Linked DNA regions of Mus musculus: region 2 is linked to region 1. The links are chromatin loops, found by intact Hi-C in ENCODE. Cell type or tissue: left cerebral cortex. All regions are shown on one strand. Each heading gives the region's core, and the rest is flanking DNA. Links, peaks and the distances in the headings are about the cores only. Region 1 has its middle 53 kb from the start of Gm36049. Region 2 has its middle 140 kb from the start of Rai2.

Region 1 (5,384 bases), core at 204-5,203:
GAGGACAGAAGATTTTTTTTAATCCTATCAGCTAAAGACCTATGGGAATTAATTCCCCTCCTCCTGCTCTTTAGTCTTCGAATAAATGAAGCTTTTTCCTGGTTACAGAAATGATGTTGAAAATGATTGATTGTCCTAACGAGGAAAGATAACAGCTGCCTGAATAGCAGATGTAACTTTTATAATCATTTCCTCTTCATCGCTTTTCTCCCTAATGACCCTGCCACTGATGAGTGTATTTAAAGAGGAGGGTGTATGGTGGGCAGAGGTTGGCAATGATCAGGGAGCTTATGCAAAGAGGGAAGTGCTTGCTCAAATCTCTCAAATCAGATGCATTTTTCCTCAGTACTGGTGTGAAACCTAGGACCTCACACATGCTGTATAAATGTCCTACTGCTGAGCCCTTTTGTATTTTTAACATCTGAGCTAGGGTTTCACCAATTTGCTAAGGCTGACATTAACTTCACTCTGTAGCCAAAGCAGGCCTGGAATTTGCCATCTTTCTGCCTTACCTGCCTGGGGAGCTGAGATTATTGATCTATACCTCCAGACTTGGCTCAACTGCATCTTTTCTCTTCTCTTCTCTTCTCTTCTCTTCTCTTCTCTTCTCTTCTCTTCTCTTCTCTTCTCTTCTCTTCTCTTCTCTTCTCTTCTCTTCTCTTCTCTTCTCTTCTCTCCTCTCCTCTCCTCTCCTCTCCTCTCCTCTCCTCTCCTCTCCTCTCCTCTCCTCTCCTCTCCTCTCCTCTCCTCTCCTCTCCTCCCCTCCCCTCCCCTCCCCTCCCCTCCCCTCCCCTCCCTTCCCCTCCCCCTCTCTTCTCTTCTCTTCTCTTCTCTTCTCTTCTCTTCTCTTCTCTTCTCTTCTCTTCTCTTCTCTTCTCTTCTCTCATTCTTTCTTTCCTTTGCTTCTTTCCTTCTTTCTTTATTTCTTCCTTCCTTCCTTCCTTCCTTCCTTCCTTCCTTCCTTCCTTCCTTTCTTCCTTCCTCCCTCCCTCCCTCCCTCCCTCCCTCCCTCCCTCCCTCCCTCCCTCCCTTCTTCCTTCCTTCCTTCCTTCCTTCCTTCCTTCCTTCCTTTCTTTCTTTCTTTCTTTCTTTCTTTCTTTCTTTCTTTCTTTCTTTCTTTCTTGATCACAGCCCCCTCCCGCTTTTCCTCACAGTGTCACCCTCTCCCCTTCTCCTCAGAGTAAGGAGCATCCCCATTCTAACCCACCCTGGCACAGCTTGCTACATCAGAGGCCTAGTCAAAGACAGCTCCTGCTCCAATTGTTAGAGGACCCACATGCAGGCCAAGCTGCACATCTGCTACATATGTGCAAGGAAGGCCTAGGTCCAGCTGTGTATGCTATTTGGTTAGTAGTTTAGTCTCTGAGAGCCCCAAGGGTCCAGGTTAGTTGATTCTGTTGGTCTTTCTGTGGAGTGCCTATCTCCTCTGGGCAGCAATCTTTCCTTTGAGTCTTCCACAAGATTCCCTGAGCTCAGCCTAAGCTTTGGCTATGGGTCTTTGCATCTGTTTCTGTTGGGTGCTGGGTGGAGCCTCTCAGATGACAAGCTTACAAGACTTCTCTGTCTACAAGCATAACAGAGCACCAATAATAGTGTCAGGTACTAGTTCCTGCCCATGGGATGAGTCTCAAGTTGGGCTAGTTATTGGTTGGCCATTCCCTCAATCATTCCCTCTGCTCCATCTTTATTCCTGCACATCTTGTAGACAGGTCAAATTTAAGGTAGAAGGTTTTGTGAGTGGGCTGATGTCTCCCTCCCTCCACTAGAAGTCCTGCCTGGCTACAGGAGTTGGATACCTCAGACTCTATATCCCCCTGCTGCTAGTAGTCTCAACTGGGGTCACCACACTATCCAGGAGCCTCCCCTGTCCCAGGTCTCTATCTTGACTCAGTTGTAGGGTTGGTAAAGATCTTTTCCCATTCTATAGGCTGCCATTTTCCCTATTGTCTGTTTCCTTTGCAGTTTCATGGGGTCCCATTTTTCAGTTGTAGAACTTAGTGCCTTAGATATTCAGTTTGATTCTGTTGAACAACCTGTCTATTTTAATGCCAATACCATGTGGTTTTTAGTACTACTGCTCTGTAATACAGCTTGAAAGCAGGGATGGTGATACCTTCCAAAGTTCTTTTATTGTAAAGGGTGTTGTTTCCCTATTTTCCTTTGCTGTCACTTTTTCTGCAGTGTTGACTATGCAGCTACCAATAAAGTGGTTTTGAGGAGTCTTATGTCTTAAAAATATTCCAACTTCTAAGTTGTTTTACAGACAGGACTGGTAATGAGAGACAATGAGTTTGGAAGTCACCTAGGCCTGTCTGGCTATCTGAGTCAGTCCTTAATGCACAGAGACTCTCCAAAGTCTGACATAAACATGCTCTACTTTACAAATAATCAAGGCAGAATTTCCCTCTAGCAGCAATGTAGTCAAGTTACAAATGACTAGAACATTCCAGTTATTTTATTCTTGATTATAAACATAAACCCTTTTTATTTCAGAAAACATGGGGAATACACTGAAAAGAACAAAAGAGAAACCAGAAGCTGCCCATAATTTTGCTACGGAGACTGCTATTAACCTTTCTTCATTGCTTTCCTCCATACATTCACTATAAAATTAGGATGTGAAGTATACATTTTTATAGCCTTCTTTCCCCATTATGTTCTGAACATTTTCTCATACGGACATATGTTCCTTGAAAATAGATTCTTTCATGGATACTTATGACTTTATTAAATAAATGTGCTTCCACTTAGCCATCTCTCTGGCTATTCCCACTAGAGGACTATTATAGTCAGAGCTGGGCAGACAATCCAGGTGCATTCATCATTATGTACTCATTGGCATTATGGATCAAGATAATTCTTAGTATACTCAGGAGAAGTTTATAATTATTTTCAAAGGTAATTGATCCAAACTGACAAATTACTTGCTAGGAAACATTACCACTTGAAGAATGTACTGAAATTGTTCACCTCACCAAATATGGTAGGATTGAGTCTAAATATTATTTACCAAAATAAAAAGTAAAGCAAATTTCTTGTATTAACTTACATCTCTCTATTAGTTGAAAGCTGAACATGCTTTCATGCATGGGTTTATAAATTATTTGCAGTTGTATTTCACAGCTATGTATTATGGTTCTATCTTTCTCTTTTGTGATTCTTTTTTCTTAAACTGGTGTGTTGGTGCTTTGCCTGAACATATGGTTGTTCATCCCATGTGTGGCTGGTACCCATGGAAACTAGAAGAGAGTGCTGGACCAGAGTTATAGACAGTTGTGAGTCATTGTGTGGGTGCTGAGAATAAAAAAATAAATCCACAGGAATAGCAAATAGTACTTTTAACCAGCAAGCCATCTTTTCAGCTTATTTTGTGGTTGTTTTAAGAAAATGTGGTTCGTTTACACAATGGAATACTATTTAGCTATTAAAAATGAGGACATCAGGAATTTTGCAGGCAAATGAATGGAACTAGAAAATCTCATTCTGAGTGAGGTAACCAAAACCCAAAAGTACATGAATGGTATGTACTCATGGATATTAGTCAAAAAGTACAGAATATCTGTGATACAAACCAAGAGACTGTAAGAAGTTTAATAAGAATGAAGGCCCAAGTGAGGATGCTTCAATCCCACTTAGAAGAGGGAGCAAAATAATTATGGGCTGCAAAGGCAGGAAGTCACCTGAATGGGAGAGGAAGAGGAAGGGGAAAGAGGGGGCAGGAGTATGTATGGGGGGAAACAGGAGAGAAGCCCAGAGAGGGGTCAGGAGAATGAATGGAAATATGCAGTTGTGGGAGTGGGGGCAGAGGGAACCTCTACAAAGTCCTAGAGACCTGGACCCAATGGGGGTAGTCTTAGCTGAAATGCTTAACAGTGAGGAGATGGAACCTGAAGAGACAACCTCCAGTAGATACACAGGGCATCCAGTGGATGAATGAAGTCACAAAACTGCCTTCAAAATTTTTGACCCAGAATTGTTCCTGACTAAAATAATATAGGGATAAAAATGGAGCAGAGCCATCCAGAGACCTCTCCACCTTGGGATCCATCCCATCTGCAGACACCAAACTCCAACACTATTGCTAATGCCCAAGATGTGCTTGCAAACAGGAGCCTGGTATGGTTGTCCCCCAAAAGACTGCCAGCACCTGACTAATACAGATGCAGATACTCACAGTCAATCATTGGACTAAAGTCAGGACCCCTATTGAAGAGTTAGGGGAAGGATTGAAGGAGCTGAAGAGCCAGGCAACCCCATAGGAAGACCAAGAGTGTCAAGTAACCTGGACTCCTGGGAGCTTCCAGAGACTAAACCACCAACCAAAAGAGTATACATTGGCCTGAGGCCCCAGGCACATACGAAGCAGAGGTCTGCCTCTCTTATTGGGAGAGGATGTGCCTAATCCTGTAGAGACTTGATGCCTAGGGAAGGGGGATGTGGGGGTGGGGTTGATCCGGGGATGAGTGAGTGGGTGAGGGGAGTGGGAAGGTGGTGGGGTGTGGAGAGCACCCTCTCAGAGGCAAAAGGGAGGGGAGTTGTGTGAAGAACTCTTGGAGGGGGATCCTGAAGGGGGCCAACATTTAGAATGTAAATTAATGAAACAAAGAAACAAAAAAGTCTCATTATGTATCCAAGGCTAGTCTCAAACTTGCAATTCATTTGCTTCAGCCTTCAGGAATATATGTACCATTATATTTAGCTATTATTGATATTAAGTACTTGTAAAGATATTGATCTGCAAAGTATTTAGATGGAGAACAGTAAACATGATCTTTTGTTGAAGGCCAGACATGATGTAGAAGATAAAAAGCAAACAAAAACAATAACAACAAACAAAAACAAAAAACCTGCTGAGGTCATTAGTATGAAGCATTATGTTTATGTGACTACTATTTATTAGGGCCACACATTTTAAAGGTTTCAATAGTCTCTTGTGTGCTTGTTTTTGTTTCCCCTTTGTCCTTGGGTTTCTTTAGAGACTTCTGAAAACCAAGCTCAAGACATGCATGCTTCCCATGGGCTAAGCCTCTGAAGCTGTAAGCAAGTCCCCAACTAAATGCTTTCTTTTCAAGAGTTGCCTTGGTCATTGTGCCTCTTCACAGCAATAGAAGAGTGAGTAGGATGAGAGCACTCACTTCTGTATAGAGTTTGAACTAGATCCCTAAGAGTTCCAACTTTCCCATGGTCTGATCCTGGTTACTTTGACCAGAATATTCCTTTCTAAGGCAAGAACCAGAACTTTCCCACTTTGGTTGCTTTCCATAGAGCCGATAAACATGAATATGCAAATAATAATCTAATTCTATCCAATGGCAGGTGGCAGATGGAGACTAAACATCCAGATGTTTAATTCTTCTCATTAATTAAAACTTATTATAAGAGTG
Region 2 (5,384 bases), core at 238-5,237, 160 kb after region 1:
AACTAACCATCCCACGGCCCACCAGGTGAGGGAGGATGGACCGTGAAAGGGAAGTTTGAAATGGGGATCTTTTTGGCCTCAGGTCTTAATGACTGACATCTGAGAGAGGCAGGCAGGCAGGCAGGCAGGCAGGCAGGCAGGCAGGCAGGCAGGAGGATGGGTATTACAGCTTGAAAGTTGCAAAGAGGAATGGAGAAGTTGGCTTGGGAATGAATGAGAGCCACTGGGGCCCTGGAAAATCTGATACTGAGTATCCAAGAATCAGACATGTACACAGAAGTCCTTTGTCGTCCATTATTTCTACTGTTCAGATGACATAGACACTCTCAAGCAGAGGACAACAAGAAAATGAAGCAGAGAACCTAAGAACTGCTGGGTTGTTCACAGCTGTCACCTGTTTAAATGATTGATTTTAGGAATGACCATGGTTCACAACTGGCTTACAAAATTTCTCACAATTTAGCAGCATGTGAAGCCAAACTACCACACTTGGGTAACCTTATCTATAGATGTTTGGTGATTTTAATTTTTAAATTATATTTATTTAGTGTGTGCGTGTGTGTGTGTGTGTGATGTGTTTGTGGTTGAATCATCTCACCTCCAAGTTTGTGTGACTATTCTTTTAAATTTTCTTTTTTAAAAAATTGAGACAGAATCCCACTCTATAGCCTCAGTTGGCCTGAAACTCTTTATGTATATGATGCTTATTTCAAACCCAGGGAAATCCATCTGCCTCTGTGTCTGTGTCTGTCTCTGAGTTCTGGCGTTAAAGGCATGAACTGCCATGGCCAACTCGGATTCTTAAATGGATTAATATTTAGAAGCACCCAGAAGAGTGTCTAGTACATGTTGAGCACTAGGATTCTTTAAAAAAAATGTTTATCAACTTGAATGACAGTAAACATAATTCTTCCAGAACAAAAAAGGCTTTTAACCAAGGAACTCAAGGTTCTAGTTTCTACCTCACTTAGTTTTAAAGTAAAAGCTCTCTTCTGTGGTAACAGATTTGTTATTGTGCTAATAGCCAAAGCTTTTTAGATAATGAACTCCAAGGCCGATTGCAGAGATAAAAATGTTGCCTGCGTCAGATCTTCTAGTCACTCACCATAGTAGCAGGGCCAAAGAGCTCTCATATTATCTGCCTGGTTACCTTCATTATCTCAGTTCTGACCTAGCCAGATGCTGGAGCCTGCCTAGGGCAGAGACCGAAAATATATGCAGCTTATTGAACCTGGACTCATTTACTTTGTGTTCTCACAAGCCCTAGGGCTGGGAGGGGTAAGGAAGTAAACAGGGGAGATATGAGAGAGAGAGAGAGAGAGAGAGAGAGAGAGAGAGAGAGAGAGAGAGAGAGAAGGGTGGCATGAAGTAGCACTAAGGAATCATGGTTCTACAGGAGGCAAGGTCTGGCCTAATGGGTTCAGGATTCTTAGGCAGAGTCAGGAACATATAAGTGAGTAAGGGAGTAGGTGATTATTTTCTCCTTTCTAGGGACGAAGGATAAGTCAGGTGCCATGTCAGACAAATGAGAACAGAACAAAGGAAACAAAGAAAGGCTAGTGCACAAGGTCAAAAGACCAAAGTAGACTAAAAGGTCATATTTTTCACAGTAGAGAACTGCAGCCACTAGAACGTCCTGGAATTCATTCAGTGAGCAAGAACCATCCTTTTCTTTTCCTTAACAAACTAGAGTAGAGCAATGTGGCATACACTGCCTAGATGCACAACAATTCTAGTGCTCCCTCCTAAGGGCTCAGAGCATGTTTTCCCATAGCTCTTGTAGTCGAATGTGACTAATGGAGAGGAGGCAAAGTGATATACATCATTGCCAAGTCTGACCATAAAAGCTACAGGAGTTAAGCTTGGTGAGGTAGTGTGTGCTTATAAACCTAGTACTTGAGATGTTAAGAGGGGAAGATAATTGTGAGTGTGAAGCCATCCTGAGAGTTTAAGGAAGGCCTGTTACATAGTGACATCATTACTTTCCTCTTTTCATCCTTTCCTCCCCGCTCTTTCCTTTCTACCCTCTTCACTTTTGTTCTGGAGAGAAAGGAAAGCTGCCTGCCAAGCTCTCTGGGCTGCACTGGGCTAGGACATGGCTTTTAGTTTGTGATGTCACTGAGATTTAGAGGCTGTTTCTTTCAGCGTGTAGCTAGCTAGCATTGCTCTGACAAAAATCACAACACAGTGGAATTGAAAGAAAGGAATAAAATAGAATAGATTACATTTAAACAATGTAATAGGATAAACTAGAGAAACCCTTAAAGTGTGTGATAGGTAGTGAAGATGAACTGCCACATGGTGTAATATTTGTTTCAATTCCTATGTCTACTACTTCCTGATACAAATTTCATTTTGGGCTGAAGGTGGAGCTAAAAAAGCTGACAAACCATTCCCTTCAAACTGGAGAGATTTTTGAGGGTTGTGACACAAGCGTAGAGGGACCACATATTTGCTACATCATTGAGGAAGGTAGTATAGACTGCCTATTACTACCTCATGACCATTTGTAGTGAGTACCTGCCCAGTTCACCTTCTCTTCCCAGGGTAATGGCATCCAGATTTAGGTCATTTAAAAATGTCTAAGGCTGGCTGTTTTCCTTAGCATCAAGGGAAAGGACCCATGAATTCCATAGTTCTTGTGTTCATATTTAGAGCTGCAGTGATTGGTTCAAGGGTAAAAACATGATTCCAAATTGATTCAACTAGGTCTAAAACTGGGATGCATGACCCAGTTAAGGACTGAACTGCTTAAGATCTGAACAATCTTTTAGTAAAGCACAGGCAAAATATAGCATCAAGTTGTGATGATGTCCTTTGAATGCCTGAGTCACATCTGCTTGAAGTCATCCCAGCAGCTTTTAGTCAGTTCTGTAATCCAAGCTTGTTGTCTCTTCAAGTTGGAAGTGGATTTTTGGAACTTATAACTGAGACTTTGCTTTCCACAGCATTCAGATGTTACTTCCTTAGTAGAATGGGCCCCAGAAAGCAACAAACTGGGAAACAGCTGGTCCTCAGGCTCCTTTATGCTTTGCCAAGGAAAAGTGGTTTTAATAACCACAGAATCAAGCGTCAACATATGGAAATATATAAGGTAAAGGAGAACTTGATTTTTTTTCTTGTTTTTTTTTTTTTTAGAGAGAATGAAGAACAGATGAATACTATTAAAACTACTAATATGTTTCTCTTCGTTTATTCAATAAGTATCTATTGAACCATGTGTCATAGACAATGTTAGGACCTGGAAGTTATTATGTTGTGGTGATATTGTTGAGTCCTCATAAAGAATTAACTATATGTCATAAACTGTTTAGAATGCTTATGCTTATTTGTCATAATGTCCATTCATATAAACCTTATCAAATATATGATTATTATCTCCGAAGCATGAAAACTAAGGCATAAATAGGTTAAGTGAGGAGGAAAAAAAATTCCAGTTTGAACTTTGGGAGATTGCTTTCAAGTCTGGGCCTAAAAATTGTTGAGTCACACCTACAATAGTTCTTGTCACTTACACCACCATGGTCCTAGTTCACTCAAAATGCAGTGCTCCTTACAAAGGACCACTCTTGGAGCCTATAAGCATCTTTGCTCTGAATAACTTTTACTAAAACTTAGTTTAACCAGGCCTCACTTTAACTTGATCTGTATCATTACTTGCTCAATTTCAAGCATGGATTAGGTCCTCTTCTGAATAGTCTACCCACTAGCACTATGAGTAAACTGGGAAGACAGGTTGGATGGCAGAATACAGGCATGTCATTAGGAATGCAATTGTTAGACTTGTGGTAGACACCAGGTTCAAATCTGTAGTTCATATTTTTTTATATATGTGAGCATGTGAAAATTAGTGATTCTCTCTGAGCTTTTTAATCCTAGAAATCACACCAATGATTCTATTGTATCTGCATGTTGCACAGCTATAGTAAAGTAATATTGGTACTAGGGCAGAGTTTGTCCCCAGTAAATGTTACCTGTCATAGCCCCTCCCTCTGTTAATTGGTGGGATGGACAAGATGCTACATGAGATCTCCAACTGTCAAAAGTTTGAGTGACTATTATTTCCCAAATACTAATTTGGGGATGGCAAATTCCTACTGTCCTGGGGTTTCTGCATAAAGAATTACTTTTTAGGAGGATGATGTTTTAGCTCAGTGGTTAAGTACTTACCTAGCAGACGTAGAAACCTAGGCTCAATCTCCAGCACTACAATAAAGAATTAGTTTTAGTTGTTTTTCATTGGGAGGTCTTTTTTAAAATTATTTTTTCAATTTACATCCCAAATGTTGCCCCACCTCCTGATCTTCCCTCACAGAGTTCTTCCCCCATGCCCCTGCCCCTTCAACTCTGAGAGGGTGCTCCCCAAGGTATCCCCTACCCTGAGGCATCACATCTTTACAGGATCAGGTGCATCCTCTCACACTAAGGCCAGACAAGGCAGCCCTCTGCTACATATATGCCAGGGGCCTCAAAGCAGCCTATGTATACTCTTTGTTGGGGTCTCTGAGGGGTCCAGTTATTTGATACTGTTGGTCTTCCTATGGAGTTGCTATCTCCTTAGGCTCCTTCAATCCTGCCCCTAACTCTTCCATGGGGGTCCCCAACCTTAGTCCAATGCCTGGCTGTGAGTATCTGCATCTGTCTCAGTCAACTGCTGGTAGAACCTCTCAGAGGACAGCCATATCTGCAAGTACAACATAACATCAGTAATAGTGTCAGGGTTTGGTGCCTGCCTGAGGGATGGATTCCAAGTTAGGCCAGTTACTGGATGGCCTTTCCTTCAATCTCAGCTCTATATTTTATCACATATTCTTTTAGACAGGAACAGTTTTGGATAGGACTTTATGCACTTGTTAGAAAGAGCCAAAGGCAGGCTAAGGAGATGGTTTAATTGATGAACTACTCACTTTGTAACCATGAGAACATGATTTAGGTTCACAAAACCAATACCAGTACTGGGTAGGCAGAGACAAGGCGATTCCTGGGATTCACTGGCCAGCAAGCCCAGCCCACCTGGCAAGTTCCAGACCCAAACCAGACTTTTCTCTCGAAAAGAAAGGAAGAAAGAAAAGAGAATGAATCTATGGCACCTAAGGAAAGAATAGGCATATACCACTCTACATGTCCTTAGAAAACAAATTTATATAATCAGGTTTTAAAGGTGTTTTATGGTTTTGTAAATGTACTCGTTCTGATAATGTTCTGAAATTTTAATGTATAATTCTGATATCTTATTAAAACTTCATAAATTACTCTTAACATATGAAAAATGAATGAAAGAACTAGCTGCCCTTGTGTCTCTGGGACTTCCTTCAGTGAGATGATTTCTCTTTTGTGCCTTCCCATTGTTCTTTTGCCAGTTATGCACTGACTATCTACACTTT

The links. Hi-C counts contacts between places; a loop is a spot of excess contacts. Peaks named below come from ENCODE experiments on the same cell type or tissue, not always from the same donor. Only the 100,000 strongest peaks of a DNase experiment are listed, where the experiment ranks them.
Region 2: a loop joins it to region 1, with 3.0 times the contacts of the local background. A loop is called at or near these places in 4 of 42 quality-filtered maps.

What each region holds. Positions count from the first base shown.
Region 1 is chrX:161,408,104-161,413,487 of GRCm38, forward strand. No RefSeq gene overlaps it. Among named protein-coding and RNA genes, the nearest start is that of Gm36049, 53 kb to the left of the region's middle. In left cerebral cortex, for the core only: no CTCF peak of the experiment used is centred there; a DNase peak (open chromatin) is centred at 3,242.
Region 2 is chrX:161,570,045-161,575,428 of GRCm38, forward strand. No RefSeq gene overlaps it. Among named protein-coding and RNA genes, the nearest start is that of Rai2, 140 kb to the right of the region's middle. In left cerebral cortex, for the core only: no CTCF peak of the experiment used is centred there; a DNase peak (open chromatin) is centred at 2,779.